Linked DNA regions of Homo sapiens: region 1 is linked to region 2. A link is a contact called in ENCODE Hi-C or POLR2A ChIA-PET data. All regions are on one chromosome and are shown on one strand. Each heading gives the region's core, a stretch centred on a gene start or an enhancer-like site at or near the end of the contact. The rest is flanking DNA. Distances are from core to core; before and after follow the strand shown. Region 1 holds the start of KRTAP5-10 (keratin associated protein 5-10). Region 2 holds the start of KRTAP5-3 (keratin associated protein 5-3).

The links. Hi-C counts contacts between places; a loop is a spot of excess contacts on that map. ChIA-PET counts read pairs that join two places held with the same protein, here RNA polymerase II (POLR2A).
Region 1: a loop to region 2 is called in a map of GM12878, with 168 times the contacts of the local background. The contact joins the promoter of KRTAP5-10 here to the promoter of KRTAP5-3 in region 2. A Hi-C loop is called at or near these places in 11 of 168 maps with a recorded cell type or tissue (GM12878, GM13976, HL-60/S4 and 6 more). POLR2A ChIA-PET finds 5 or more read pairs at or near these places in 1 of 52 experiments (Panc1).

Annotation. Positions count from the first base shown.
Region 1 is chr11:71,561,620-71,568,882 of GRCh38, reverse strand. It overlaps KRTAP5-10 (keratin associated protein 5-10), which reads right to left and starts at 3,320. Exons shown (of 1, transcript NM_001012710.2): 1 at 2,148-3,320. The coding sequence starts at 3,295. The coding sequence ends at 2,687. It also overlaps the pseudogene KRTAP5-13P. RefSeq lists an enhancer at 2,118-2,933.
Region 2 is chr11:1,602,528-1,609,815 of GRCh38, reverse strand. KRTAP5-3 (keratin associated protein 5-3) reads left to right here and starts at 1,353. Exons shown (of 1, transcript NM_001012708.2): 1 at 1,353-2,251. The coding sequence starts at 1,431. The coding sequence ends at 2,147.

The DNA.
Region 1 (7,263 bases), core at 2,071-4,570, about 70 Mb before region 2:
CAGGACCTGCAGCAGCTGGACTGGGAGCAGCAGGGCTTGCAGCAGCTGGACCGGGAACAGCAGGACTTGCAGCAGCTGGACCGGGAACATCAGGACTTGCAGCAGCTGGACCGGGAGCAGCAGGGCTTGCAGCAGCTGGACTGGGAGCAGGTTGATTCACAGCCTGAGGAGCAGCAGCAGAGTTTGCAGCAACTGCACTGAGAATGTTGCCCAGTATGAAGTGCAGTGGCGCAGTCACAGGTCACTGCAGCCTCCACCTCCTGGTCTCAAGTAATCCTCCTGAGTAAACAAGACTACAAGTGGGTGTCACCATGCCCAGGTACTTAAATTTTTTTTTTTTGTAGAGATAAGATCTCTCCTTATTGTCCAGGCTGGATTTGATCTCTTGGCCTCAAGTGATCCTCCTGCCTTGGCCTCCCAAATTGCAGGGATGACAGGCATGAGCCACCACATGCAGCCTCTTTTATGTCTGGTATCATTTCCTTTCATTGTTCATTAGCTCCTTTGGAAACAGTACGCTACCACTGTGATCTGTTTCACAGCAGGCTTCCTAGCTTTCTTTTATTGCCTATAGGGACTTACTGAGGGCCCTTGCACCCACTCTCCACTGGAGAGAGGAAAACCTTCCCCATTTCAGGAGCTGAATTCAAAATTCATGCTGTGCTTTTCCAGCACACACCTGTTGGCTCTTTTGAGGTTCCCCTGTATTCGGCTCTGTTAGATGTTTCTTTGCTTTCTCCTACACAGACACTGAAACCCTGGGGGACTGTGGCTCTTGTAAATTTATCCCCACCTTCTTGGACTTTGAGGTTCACTTGTTTTTTTTCTTGAGACACTATCTCACTTTAGGTTGCTGAGGCTGGATCCCAGGGGTGCGATCACAGCTCACTGCAGCCTCAAACTCCCAGGCTCAAGCCATCCTCCCACCTCAGCCTTCCACGTAGCTGAGGCTACAGGTGTGAGCCACCATGCCCAGCTTACCTGGTTTTGTTATGTCTCCAGCATGCATTTTCGGTTTTGTTACCTAGTTGCTCGGTGTCCTGTGGGTTGTGGGAATGTACAGGGCCCATATGTAATGAACTCTGCGTTCATGTCTGCTGTCACCTTCTGGAGTTTCCCAGTTTGGATTTTTGAGTGAACTGTCTTAAGCAGCATTTCCTTTTAACGTCGTGAAACTAACGATAGCCATGTCCCCTAGCAAGATGCACCTTTGACACACTTTTATTCCCTTTCCTAAATGTGGCTGAATTAATCTAAGCCTTTATTTCTAGATTATTTCATTTTTCCTTACATTGCATCTCTTTTCTCTCAGAAATTTGTCTTGGAAATTCCCACTCTGCTCTTCCCCGGCAGTATCAGCAGTCGCTTAGATCTGTGAGTGTTCTGTGGGAGCTCATTTCTCACCAGCACTCCCTGTGTGCTGTCTTCCCTCCACCTTTTCCCTCCGGGTTCGCTTGGCTGGAGATTGTCCTCAGATCACTCTTGTCTCCTCCTCCCCAGTGCGTGATTTCTAAAGCCTTGCCTGTGACACTGGTCAGAGAACAGGCTCAGCGTGGTGGCATGTCACCATGAAACAGATGGACTTGGCTCAGGGTCCCCAAATGTGTCACTTCCCAGGAACTCTCCTTTCCTGCCGGGAGACTGAGCTCCGAGGACACCTTGGGCCATTCTGTAACTTCCTGGTTACCTTTAGTTATGGAAAGCCGTTGACCTCATAATTGTAAAAGGCTAATTGAATGTTTGAATCAGAGTGCGTTGGAGCTCAGCGGTGCTTCACTCCTCCCTCCTCCGACCTTGCCCTGCCTGGGGTCCTTCCGAGGCCCCAGAGGAGAGCGGGAAGCTGGAAGCCATGGGTCTTGTGCAAAGCCCTGCTTGGCTGGTCGTCAGGACTCAGGGCCTGCCTGCCCCTCTGCGCCTCTAGGGCGGGCATTGAATGCTGAATCCTCCCGGGCTTTGCCCTCTTCTCCTGCGAGCAGAGACTGAAGATATTTGAGGCTGAGAGGAGGACAGAAGGGAATGGCAGGTTTTTTTGTGAATGTACCAGGCCTGCTGGCAGGCGTTTCCCAGCTTAGCTGACAGATCAGAACGCAGAATCAGTCACTGCACAGGAAAGGGGTTGGACAGAATTGCACCAAGCATGCAGCTGATTTACAGACATGAGAGGCTTTATTGTAAGGAAATTCATTCATTACTTTGTTATTGTTTTTAAATAGATGGAGACAACAGGAAGGAAGGAGACCTTCCTGGTCACAGGTGGCCACTGGAGAACAGGCAGCGAGCGGCCCTGGAGGATCCAGGGTCCCAATGGTGGTTGAGAAGCTGGTTCTTAGTGATCACTGAGCAACATTGGCCTGGCCTTGTGGGGTCAGACCTTGCATCTCAGTCAGCCGAGGGAGAAGAAGAAGATGGTCCACACCCAAGTGCAGGGAACACCATGGCAGTTGGCTGGGTGCCCGCGTCCAGGCAAGGCCACCTCCTGCATCAAGGAAACATGCATTTCCGGAGTGAGGAGGCTGAAGGCAGGGCCCAGTGGAGAGCTGAGCCATGGAAGGAGGTGCGTGCATGGATGATGAGCTGGAGAAGGGGCAGGTGCCTCAGGGAGGATGCGTGGGATGAATTAATTCAGGGAAATCATAACAAATGCTTTCACCAAACAGGTGAAACCTGAAGGTCTGGGTTCAGAGCCTCAGATCTTACACTGGCAGCACACGGGGACACAGCAGCTGGACTGACAGCAGCAGGGCTTGCAGCAGCTAGACTGGCAGCACACGGGGACACAGCAGCTGGACTGGCAGCAGCAGGGATTGCAGCAGCTGGACTGGCAGCAGGATCCACAGCCTGAGGAGCAGCAGCAGGGCTTACAGCAATTGCACTGGGAGCAGCCACAAGAACCACAGCCCCCCTTGGAGCCCCCACAGGAACCACAGCCACCTTTGGAGCCCCCACAGGAGCCACAGCCCCCCTTGGAGCCCCCACAAGAACCACAGCCCCCCTTGGAGCCCCCACAGGAGCCACAGCCCCCCTTGGAGCCCCCACAGGAACCACAGCCCCCTTTGGAGCCCCCACAAGAGCCACAGTCCCCCTTGGAGCCCCCACAGGAGCCACAGCTGGAGCAGGAACAGGCTGGCACACAGCAGCACACGGGCTTGCAGCAGCAGACGGGCACACAGCAGCTGGAGCCACAGCCCCCACAGCCAGAGCCATAGCCCCCACAGCCGGAGCCACAGCCCCCACAGCCGGAGCCACAACCCCCACAGCCGGAGCCACAGCCTCCGGAGCAGCCACAGCAGCCCATGATTCTGGTAGATTGAGGGTGGATCAGGTAGAGGAGCAGGTGAGAGGGAGGTGCAGGTGTGGAGCTCCCTGAGCCCGGGCTCTTTATATACCTGTCCAGATGTCAGGCAGGACACAGGGTCCCTTTCTTGTGACTGTTTACATTATTTTTCCAGAGCTCTGTTTTTTTCCTTTTTGCTAGTGACTTCCTCCTGGCTCAGTTGAGCATCTACTTTCTTTGTATGCTAAATTTGTCTTTTTCCCCGTTTGTTTTGGCCCCTATAATTAAAACCTCAACTCCAGGCTGTCTGGTACTTCTTGCAAAGCTCCAGGGTGCTGGTCACCTGCTCTCTGCTGACCACATGTGACCAATGGGCAACAGCCTCTGCCCACATGCTCTCATCTTTCCTGTGTTAACTCCCCCAGTAATATTAATTTTACATTTTCAGATTTCAAAAGTTATCCATGGTCTTTATATTTTACTCATACCAGTCTCAGCTTTCTGGGTGTGTTAGACCATTCTTTGCATTGCTCTAAAGAAATACTTGAGGCTGGGTAATTTATAAAGGAAAGAGGTTAGAATGGCTCATGGTTCTGCAGGCTGCACAAGCATGGCACCCACCTCTGCTCAGCTTCTGGGGAGGCCCTCAGGGAGGTTTTCCTCATGGTGGAAGGCGAAGCAGGAGTAGGCACGCCACATGGTGAGAATGGGAGCAAGGGGTGAGGAGGGGCCACACACTTGCGAACAACCAGATCTGAGTGAACACACTCATCGCCAAGGAGATGGCGCTAAGCCAGTTATGAGGGATCCGCCCCCATGACCTAAACACCTCCTTGCAGGCCCCTCCTTCAACACTGGGGATTACATTTCGACAAGAGATTTGGAGGGGACAGCCCAACTATGTCATTATCCCCCTGACCCCTCAAATCTCATGTCCTTACATCACAAAATAGGATCATCTCTTCTCAACAGTCCTCTCAATGTCTTGACTCATTCCAACATCAAGTCTGAAGTCCCAAGTCCAAGTTCCTTCTACCTATGAACCTGTGAAAATCAAAATACATTATTTACTTACAAGATGCAATGAGGGTAGAAGCATTGGGTAAACATTCCCATTCCAAAAGGGAGAAGTCAGCCCAAAGGAAGGGGCTACGGACCCCATGCATGTCTGAAATCCAGCAGGGCAGCCATTAAATCTTAAAGCTCCAAAATAATGTCCTTGGACTCCCAGTCCCACATCCAGGGTACACTGGAGTGAGGGGTGGACTCCTAAGGCCTTGGGGAACTCCACCCTCGTGACTTTGCAGGGTTCACCCCCTGCAGCTGCTCTCATGGGTTGGAGTTGGGTGCCTGCAGCTTCTCCATGCTCAAGATGCAAGCTGTCAGTTGCTCTACCATTCTGGGGGCTGGAGGATGGTGTCCTCCTTCCCACTGCTCAGTTAAGCAGTGCCCCTGTGGGGATCATTTACACAAGTAAAAGATCCTTCCCCACCCCTCACCCCTGTGGTGATATCTGTGCCCTTGTTCTTCACAGGGCACCCCAGTGGGGTGTGTCCCATGCACCCGCTTCCAGCCACCCTCCTCTTTCTAGCTCACTTTCTCCAGTGCTTTCATTCCACCAGAACTCTTGGTGCATTGATACAACCACGGCTTCACTGATCCCCAACCTCTCTGATACCTCTTCTTGTTTTGTTAACAGCTTTATTGACATATCGTTCATATACCACACAATTCTCCCATTTAAGGTATACAATTCAATGCTTTTAGTATATTCACAGAGCCGTGTACCTATCACCATAATCAGTTGTAGAAAATTTCATAACCTCATGCCCTTTAGTACCCCCCACTCACTACCCCACAGGACGGTTCTCCAGGCGGCTTCAGACCAATGCAATTCTCCCCGTGTCTCACTTGTGGTTCTCAGGCGTGACTGCAGAGGGAGCTGAACCGACATTTCTGAAAGAAGACGTACAAATGACCAACAAGAGCTTGAAGGAATGCTCAGCATCATTCATCATCAGGGACACGCAAGTCAAAACCACAATGAGGTGTCCTCTCATCCCACAGAATGGCCATTATCAAAAAGGCAAAAATAAATCCTGCAGAGGAAGTGAAGAAAGGGAACTCGTATGCTGTTAGTGGGAAGTTGTACAACCACTAAGGAAAACTGTATGGAGATTCCTCAAAAAGCTAAAAATAGAGCTAACCCAGCAATCCCACTATGGGGTGTGTATCCAAAGGAAAAGAAATCAGTGTGTTGAAGAGATATCTGCACCCCATGTTTATCACAGCACTGCTCACGATAGCCATGATATGAAAGCACCTAAGTGCTTGTCAACAGATGAATGGAAAACATGGAAAAGTAATGAAAAGGAAAAGATGGTGTATACACACAATGGAATTCTATTTAACCCTAGAGCAGAACAAAATTCTGCCCTATGTGACAATACAGGTGAGCTTGGAGGACATTATGCTAAATGAAATAAGCCAGGCACAGAAAGATGAACTGCATGATCTCACTCACAGGTGCAAGCTAAAGAAGTTGATATCTCACTGGTCCCCATAAACATGTACAATGATCATGCTTCAATTAAAATATTAATAAAGAAAGAAAAAGAATAACTGTAGAATATGCTGGGAATGCAACATCCTGAGTTAGGGAGGGACTGGCCAGAAGAGTCGGGCTTTGTCCCAGTTCCTAGAAACAGGATATTCTTTCGTGCTTTAGTGCAGTGAATCCTGTAGCCCTGGGACATAAGACCGAGGGCAGGCGGCTTTCTGGGATCCCTCAGCTGTGGTGTGAGTGGGGCACACATGGATAAGACTCAGCTCACCTGGGAAGCTTTGCTGAGGCTAGAGGGCTCCCAATGAATCCGAGGCTCCTGTTCTCCCTTGCTGCCTGTCTGTAACTGGTATACCCACTTCCTGTGACATATGTGAGTGTCTCACCTGAGTCTGATAAATGGGTAACATTAGTAGTAGCCAGAGGCTACTACTAATTTACTTTTTGTCTCTCTCTATTTTTCTATTCTTGAAATTTCATACCTGTGAAATTATATGATATGTGGTCTTTTATAATTTCCTTCTTTCACTTAGTGTAATGTTTTGTGGTTCATCCATGTTGCAGCCTGAAACAGAACTTCATTACTATGATAAATTATTTACACTAATCTTCCTTTGTATGAATACACCATTCATTCCTCAGTTGGCAGACATTAGACTGTTTCCACCTTTTGGCTGTTGTGAGTAATGCTGCTGTGAACATGGGTGTGCCAGTTTTTGCATGGAATGTGTTTTCATTTCCCTTGGGAACATCCTTATGAGCAGAATTGCTGGGCCCTATGGTAACTCTCTGCTTAAGTTTTTGAGGAACTGCAGACTGTTTTCCACAGTGGCTGAGCAATTTACATTCCCACAGCAGTGCATGGAGGTTCCAGTGTTTCTGCATCCTTGTCAACAGTTGTTATTTTATTTTATTTTTATTTATTTATTTTTTAGAGACAGGGTTTTACTGTGTTGACAAAGCTGAAGTGCAGTGTCATGATCATAGCTCACTGCAGCCTCAACCTCCTGGACCCAAGCAATCCTTGTCTCAAACTCCCCAGTAGCTGGGACTACAGTTGTGCCTCATCACACCCAGCTAAATTTTTAATTTTTTGTAGAGACAAGGTCTTGCCATGATACCCATACTAGACTCAAACTCGTGGCCCCAAGGGATCCTCCCTTCCAGCCTCCTGAGTCACTGGGATTACAGGTACAAGCACACCCTGCCCCAATACTTGTTAATGTCTGACCTTTTACATTATATTCATCCTAGTGTTTGTGAAATGGTATCTCATTGTGATTTCAATTTGCATCTCCCTGTTGAATCATGATGCTCAGAGTCTTTTTATATGCTTGTTGTCATTTGGGTATCTTCTTCAGAAAATGTCTAATTAAGATTCTTTGCCCACTTTTTAATTGGGTTATTTGTCTTTTTATTACTGAGT
Region 2 (7,288 bases), core at 104-2,603:
GGTGGATCACCTGAGGTCAGGGGTTCGAGACCAGCCTGGCGAACATAGTGAAACCCCGTCTCTACTAAAAATACAAAATTAGCTGGGTGTGGTGGTGGGTGCCTGTAATCCCAGCTACTTGGGAGGCTGAGGCAGGAGAATTGCTTGAACTCGGGAGGCAGAGGTTGTAGTGAGCTGAAATTGCATCACTGCACTCCAGCCTGGGTGACAGAGGGAGACTCAGAAAAAAAATTTTTTTTCACTGCATGTAAATTTTACCTTAATAAAAAATTAAAATTTGGCTGGGTGCAGTGGCTCACACCTGTAATCCCAGCACTTTGGGAGACTGAGGCGGGTGGTTCACCTGAGGTCAGGAGTTCGAAACCAGCCTGCCCAACATGGTGAAACTCTGTCTTCACTAAAAATACAAAAAAATTAGCCAGGCCTGGTGGTGGGCGCCTGTAATTCCAGCTACTGGGGAGGCTGAGGCAGGAAAATTGCTTGAACCCAGGAGGCAGAGATTGCAGTGAGCCGAGATTGCGTCACTGCACTTTAGCCCTGGTGACAAGAGCGATACTCCTTCTCAAAAAAAAAATATTAAAATTAATCTTTTAGAAAATAAAAGTGTGTTAGAGAGGTTGGCTAATCAAAATTTTTGTAGCCTTCAAGAAGAATAAACTTGAAGAATATCCATTGATTTGTAGAATTTTTACAAAGAATTAATAGAGGAAAACTCAAAAGCATTAGAAAGGGTCCTGTTCCTCTGTTCCCTCTGTGAGCCCAGCTTGCCTGAAGGGAACGTGGGTCTAATCCGTGTCTGGAGGAGTGAGCCAAACCGCAGGAGGAAGAGGTAAGAAAGACAAAGGAGAACCAGGGCCACACTCAAATCCATGCTCTTCAAAACTTTGTTTTACAGATTTGACAAAATATTTATACTTGAAGTTTTTAAGCGGTGGAACCTATAGACAGCCTTTCTTTCAGCTTATTTTTTTAATTTTTATTTTATTTTATTTTTTACCAAATGACCATCCTTGATATAAACACCAATGCCAGGGGGTGGAGGGTCTGCATCGCTGAGGAGAGCCCTGAGCACCAAGGACAATGGTCCACCCTTCGGCCAAGCAACCACCGCCTCCCAGGCTCCTGGGACACCCACTGGAGAGGGAGCCCAGTGTCTTCTAACAAAGGGAAACACCTATGAGGAAGAGGCCAAATTTAGAAACCAAGGAAAGGACAGCTTGGCTTGAGCTGATGGTGGCTCATGGGATTGTGGAGAGATTAAAAATAACACTTGTGCATGTGAAATAGCAGAAACAACAACAGAAGTATTCACGTGTTCAGTATAAACACCTGGGCAGGAATATAAAGAGCCCGGGCTCAGAGAACTCCACACCTGCACACCTCCCTCTCACCTGCTCCTCTACCTGCTCCACCCTCAACCCACCAGAACCATGGGCTGCTCTGGCTGCTCTGGAGGCTGTGGCTCCAGCTGTGGGGGCTGTGGCTCCAGCTGTGGGGGCTGTGGCTCCGGCTATGGGGGCTGTGGCTCCGGCTGCTGTGTACCTGTCTGCTGCTGCAAGCCCGTGTGCTGCTGTGTGCCAGCCTGTTCCTGCTCCAGCTGTGGCTCCTGTGGGGGCTCCAAGGGGGTCTGTGGCTCTTGTGGGGGCTGCAAGGGGGGCTGTGGCTCCTGTGGAGGCTCCAAGGGGGGCTGTGGCTCCAGCTGCTGTGTGCCCGTCTGCTGCTCCTCCAGCTGTGGCTCCTGTGGGGGTTCCAAGGGGGTCTGTGGATTTCGTGGGGGCTCCAAGGGGGGCTGCGGTTCTTGTGGCTGCTCCCAGTGCAGCTGCTATAAGCCCTGCTGCTGCTCCTCAGGCTGTGGGTCATCCTGCTGCCAGTCCAGCTGCTGCAAGCCCAGCTGCTCCCAGTCCAGCTGCTGTAAGCCCTGCTGTTCCCAGTCCAGCTGCTGTAAGCCCTGCTGCTGCTCCTCAGGCTGTGGGTCATCCTGCTGCCAGTCCAGCTGCTGCAAACCCTGCTGTTCCCAGTCCAGCTGCTGTAAGCCCTGCTGCTGCTCCTCAGGCTGTGGGTCATCCTGCTGCCAGTCCAGCTGCTGCAAGCCCTGCTCCTCCCAGTCCAGCTGCTGTGTCCCAATTTGCTGCCAGTGCAAGATCTGAGGCTCTGCCCACAAACCTCAGTGGGTCCTACAGATCCGGGCTCTCCAGGAATGATTGCAGCTGTGTCCTGAATTCCTGAAGCACGTCTCTGAATCTGTCCTCCTCTGGACTAAGGCAGCCTAGCGTCCAGGGCTCAGTACTCAGCCGCTCAGCCTCTGAGGTCATGAGGGCTTCTGGCATGCTGGGTCCTGCCCATCAACCCTCCCGGAATCCCGTCTTCCTTTCCTGACCCCACCACTTCAACCTTCTCAGGGCTTCAAGATCCCACATCCCTGGGCCCCTCCTGTGAGCCTGCTGGAAACACGCTGACACTGGAATCCTCCGACCTGCTGCCGCCTCTCCCCGGTCCCCGCAACCTCCTGGCTCCTCCCCGCTTCGTCTTCATCCTGCCTGAGCTGCCACCGCTCCGATTGCTTTTGGAGTTGACCTAGAGGACTCGGAATTATTGGAGACCCCAGGATCCTCTCCTGAGGAGGAGGGGCGCCCAGTCTCCTCTTCTACCTCCGACCTGGCCCTGTTTCTTTCCCCAGGGCTTCGCCTTGTAAGTGCCTAGGCTAGATCTTCTAAATAAATACGATCTGCACCTCCCACGAGTTTGCATTGTGATTCTTTTGTTTCAACTTCTGTGTGATTAGAGAAATGTACACTTTCCACAGAGTTGCACTCCCAGGCATTTGGGAACCCCCCGTACCCTGCTGTGTGAGTTTGCTAGGGCTGCTCCACAAACCGTGTGGCTTAAGCAACAGGAGTGGATTGTCTCACAGTCTGGAGTCCGGAATCCGCCATCGAGGTGCCTCAGGGCCGGGTCCTCCTGAGGCCTCCCTCCGTGGCTTACTGATGCCGCCATCCCTATATCCTCACGTACTCATCCCTCTGTGTGTGTCTGCGTCCTCATCTCTTTGCATAAGGACACAGATTAGACTAGGGCCCACCCTACTCCATTAGGTCCATGTTTGAACTAATCACCCCTGTAAAGACCTATCTTCAAATAAGGTGCCATTCTGAGATACTGCGTTGAGGACTCCAACATATGAACCAGGGGGCACAACTCAGCCGTGGCATCCACTTGGCTTGGGGCGTCTCCGTCTTTCCCATCTTCCAGGATACAGAATTGGGAGGCCCCTTGGGCTTCTCTCCCCCACAAGTCGCCAAATCCCTCAGCATCTCCTGGAAGGCTTCCTACAGACATCTATTTCCTGCCTCCTTGTGACACCTCCCTACACAGACTTCTGATTCAGGTGCCCACCTGTCCCTTCCCTGCTGCCTCTGTCAGCTGGGGCTGCCAGAACAAAACCCACAGAGTAAGCCTGGAAGACGGAACAACAGACACCATTTCTCCCAGTTCCGGAGGCTGGAGGGCCTAGACCAAAGTCCAGCATGTTCGACTCATGGGGAGGGAAGGCAGGAGCTGGCGGAGGAGGAGGTGGGCTGCAAGGCTGGAGCCCCCAGACCCAGGCGTCTGTAACAGCAGAGCGCTGGAGGCTGCTCGGGAAGCCACCGTCTCACAGGATGGTAGGCAGTGAGTGCCTGGCGGAACTGCGACAAGAAAGTGAAAACTCAACAACACGGAAGTTTCAGAAATTGCTTCTGAGTTTCTGTTTCGGTAGTAAGGTTGACTAGACACTATTCACAACCCTGAAACTTCTAAAAGGACATGGTGAAACCCCGTCTCCACTAAAAATACAAAAATTAGCCAGGCATGGTGGTGGGCGCCTGTATCCCAGCTACTTGGGAGGCTGACGAAAGAGAATTGCTTGAACCCAGGAGGCGGAGGTTGCAGCGAGCCTAGATCGCACCACTGCATTCCAGCCTGGGCGACAGAGCTAGACTCTTTCTCTAAATAAATAAATAAATAAATACATAAGTAAGTAAATAAATAAAGCTTTAAAGTGCTATGTTTAAAGCATATATATTTTTTTTAAGTCACTGAGCTGTTGAAAAACTAAATAATCCTCAGAGCCAACAAGCAAGAGAGAGCTGGACCCACAGAGGAAGGTGAAAGTCAAAAACGGCCTCCACCCCATGGCTGGACCAGAAAGAGGCCCTGTCTGTTTTCTTCCACCTGTGTTATTGGAAAAAAATATTTGACAAGGAAACATACACCAAACCCAGCTCTTTTGTTTAAAAGCCAATTGCAAAAACACAGAACGAGTGACCTGGTTTAATGGTGGCTAAGAACGATAGAAAAAGGGCCTGGTCTATCTGAGTTAAATTTGAGCTCAGGATGAGGCTAGGGTGTGGTGTTGCTGCCGAAATCCACTCTGTGGTCTGAGGGTGGATTCGTAGCCACACGGTGTCCAACTCAGGGGTGAATGAGCCCCTCCCCATCAGCCCATGCTAGTTCCTTTAATGGACTTTTTTTTCAGAGCAGTTTTAGGTTCACAGCAAAATTGAGAGGAGTGGGCCACAACATCCCCCGTGCTCTACAATGAGAGCACTTCCTCAGAGCCCAAGACAGTAGGCCACTCTCTGGGGGTCCCCAGGGGCTCAGGGTGTGGCTGGCCTGTCCCCAGCTCAGGAGAGACCAGGAGTTGTCTAACAGTTCCTTCATTGGAAGTCTCTGTGGATGCCTCCCACGGACCTGAATGTTGAGGGCCCATGATTTCTACAGTACATTGAGGAGCCGGGATGCAGGGCCCCTATTTCCTCTATGTGTGCCCTGGACACCCCAGGCACAGGGGACAGGCCTGGCCCTGCAACCCCACCAGGGTCCTGACACCAGGCTTGGCCTGGCCTTGTGATGAGCAAGAGAAGAGGCAGGTCCAGAGACACCTCCTGCACGGGATCGCCTGCTTCCGACCCCCATGACAGGCAGTGGCCAGCATGGTGTGGAAGGGGCCAGGATGGCACACGGCAGGCTGCCCTGTAGCCCCAGATGGCTCCTGGCCTCAGGAAATTAATATCCACTGGAAAACTCATCACTTGGAGGCTGCCAGAGGGAAGGGTGAGTGTCACGTTCCTGCAGCCATGGCCAGCCAGCAGCATGCCCTGTGGCCTCTGGCCCAACCTGTGGGACAGGGACCCCAGACAGGGCACAAGTCCCAGTCCCAGAGGGTCCTGGCCTGATGCTAACCCAAGCCCTGTCAAGGGAAGGGCATCAGGGGCGCCATGGGCACCCAGCAGCAGCCAGGAGGATCACACAGGGGACTGAGCCTTCTGTGGCAGTGGCCGGACCCAGAACTTAGCCAAAAGCAGGGCAAGCCTCCTGGATCAGAGCGGGTGCTGCTGCCTGTGCATGCCCAGCAAGGCTGAGCCAGTGATGCTACCAGGGTCCATGAGGCAAGGGTGGGGCAGGAGCAGGCTGACCAGCCGCCAACCTCGTCCACTCCAGGAGGCAGGGATGGCCAAGCTCCCACGCCCTCGTGGCCGCCACCTGACCACCGATGGGGCAGAGGCCTGAGGCCAAGCAGTCAGTGCTGGGGCCCTGCTTCCAAGGTCTACAAACTGCTCCAGTCCGGAGGGCCAAAGATAATTGGGCACGTGAGGGCCCAGGAGGTCAGTTCCCTACGTCTGCCATCCTTGGCAGGTGCATTTCATGGTCAGAAAAAGTCAAGAAAGGTGACACCTCTCAGGTGTTATTATGAAGGACTCTCCCAAGACACATCTTTTTTTACATTTATTTTTATTGTACATATTCATGGTGGACAACATGGTGCTGTGGTAAACATGTACACTACTGAAATGATGGCTGCAATTAATATCTCCAACACCTTCCATGGTTCCTTTTTGTATGTGTGTGTATAAGTGTGTGTGCATGGGTGTGTTTGGATAAGTGTGTGTATGAGTGTGTATGCATGTGTATGAGTGTGTGTGTTTGTATGATTATGTGTGTATGAGTGTGTGTAAGGTGTGTTTTTAATTGTGTGTGAGACTGTGTGTATGTATGTATGTGTATGAGGGTGAGTGTGTGTGTGTATGTGTGTGTATGAGGGTAAGTATGTGTGTACGATGTTAGTGTGTGTGTATGTGTGTGTGGTAGGAGCACCTGGAGTCTTCTCTCAGCACACCTGCCACACACAACACCTGACTGTCACCTGTAGTCCTTGCACTGTGCACTGGACTGCTCGGCTCCCTCTCCTACACAACCGCAAGCCCTTGACCTCCTCCTCCCCCTTTCCTTCTTCCTCCAGACCCTGGTAACTACTGTTCTATTCTATGTTTCTATGTATTTGACTTTTTCAAAATGTGGAATATATGCATACATCTATACGTGTATATATGGAATATTCTTCAGCTTTCAAAAGAAGGAGATCTGGTTACTTACAACAACATGTACAAATCTGGAGGACATTACACAGGGTGAAAAGAGGCAGACACAGAAAGACAGACATCACACGCTCTCCCTCACACATGGAGTCTACAGGAGTGAAACTCACAGAAGCACAGAGTGCAAGCATGGGAACCAGAGGCAGGGAAAGGGGAAATGAGGAGGTGCTGGCCCAGGGGTCCAAAGCTTCAGTTCTTCAAGATAAATAAGGCTTGGAGACCCAATGCATAGCAAAGTGACCACAGGTAACAACACGGTGTTTATTATGTACTTAAAACGTACTGAGAGGGTAGATCCTACATGTTCTCACCACCAAGAAAAGAGAGAGAGAGAGAGAGAGCTATGTGAAGTGGCAGATGTCTTAATTATCTTGACTGTGGTGATTATTTCACAATGTAGACATATATGAGATCATCGAATTGTATGTCTTAAATATACACAATTAAAAAACAATAAAAGCCACCCCCAGTGCCAGGCCCCACAGGCACCCCCACCCAACCCTCCTACTTGCACATACAATGTATAAAAAATAGATGCGCATACACAATTGGGTATTGCTACCAATTCGGATTTTATTATCCACATTTCTTTGCAACTTAATTCTTTTCACTAGAACTTGTATCATGGTTGCCTCTCCTAGGAAGTAGATCTGGGTATAAGTCTATGTTTCTTTACGCGCATGCGTATTCATATATGTGGAGTTTTTCCACAAGTAGGATCACACATACTGGACTCACTTTTCACTGTCATTTGCTTTTTGTTGATTCCTACACACCTTCCCCACTCCACCCAGCCACTGTCCTACGTACCCCAGGCACACACTCAACATATGTGTAAAAGATATTTTTATTGCTTGCTACTAAAATAGGATCCT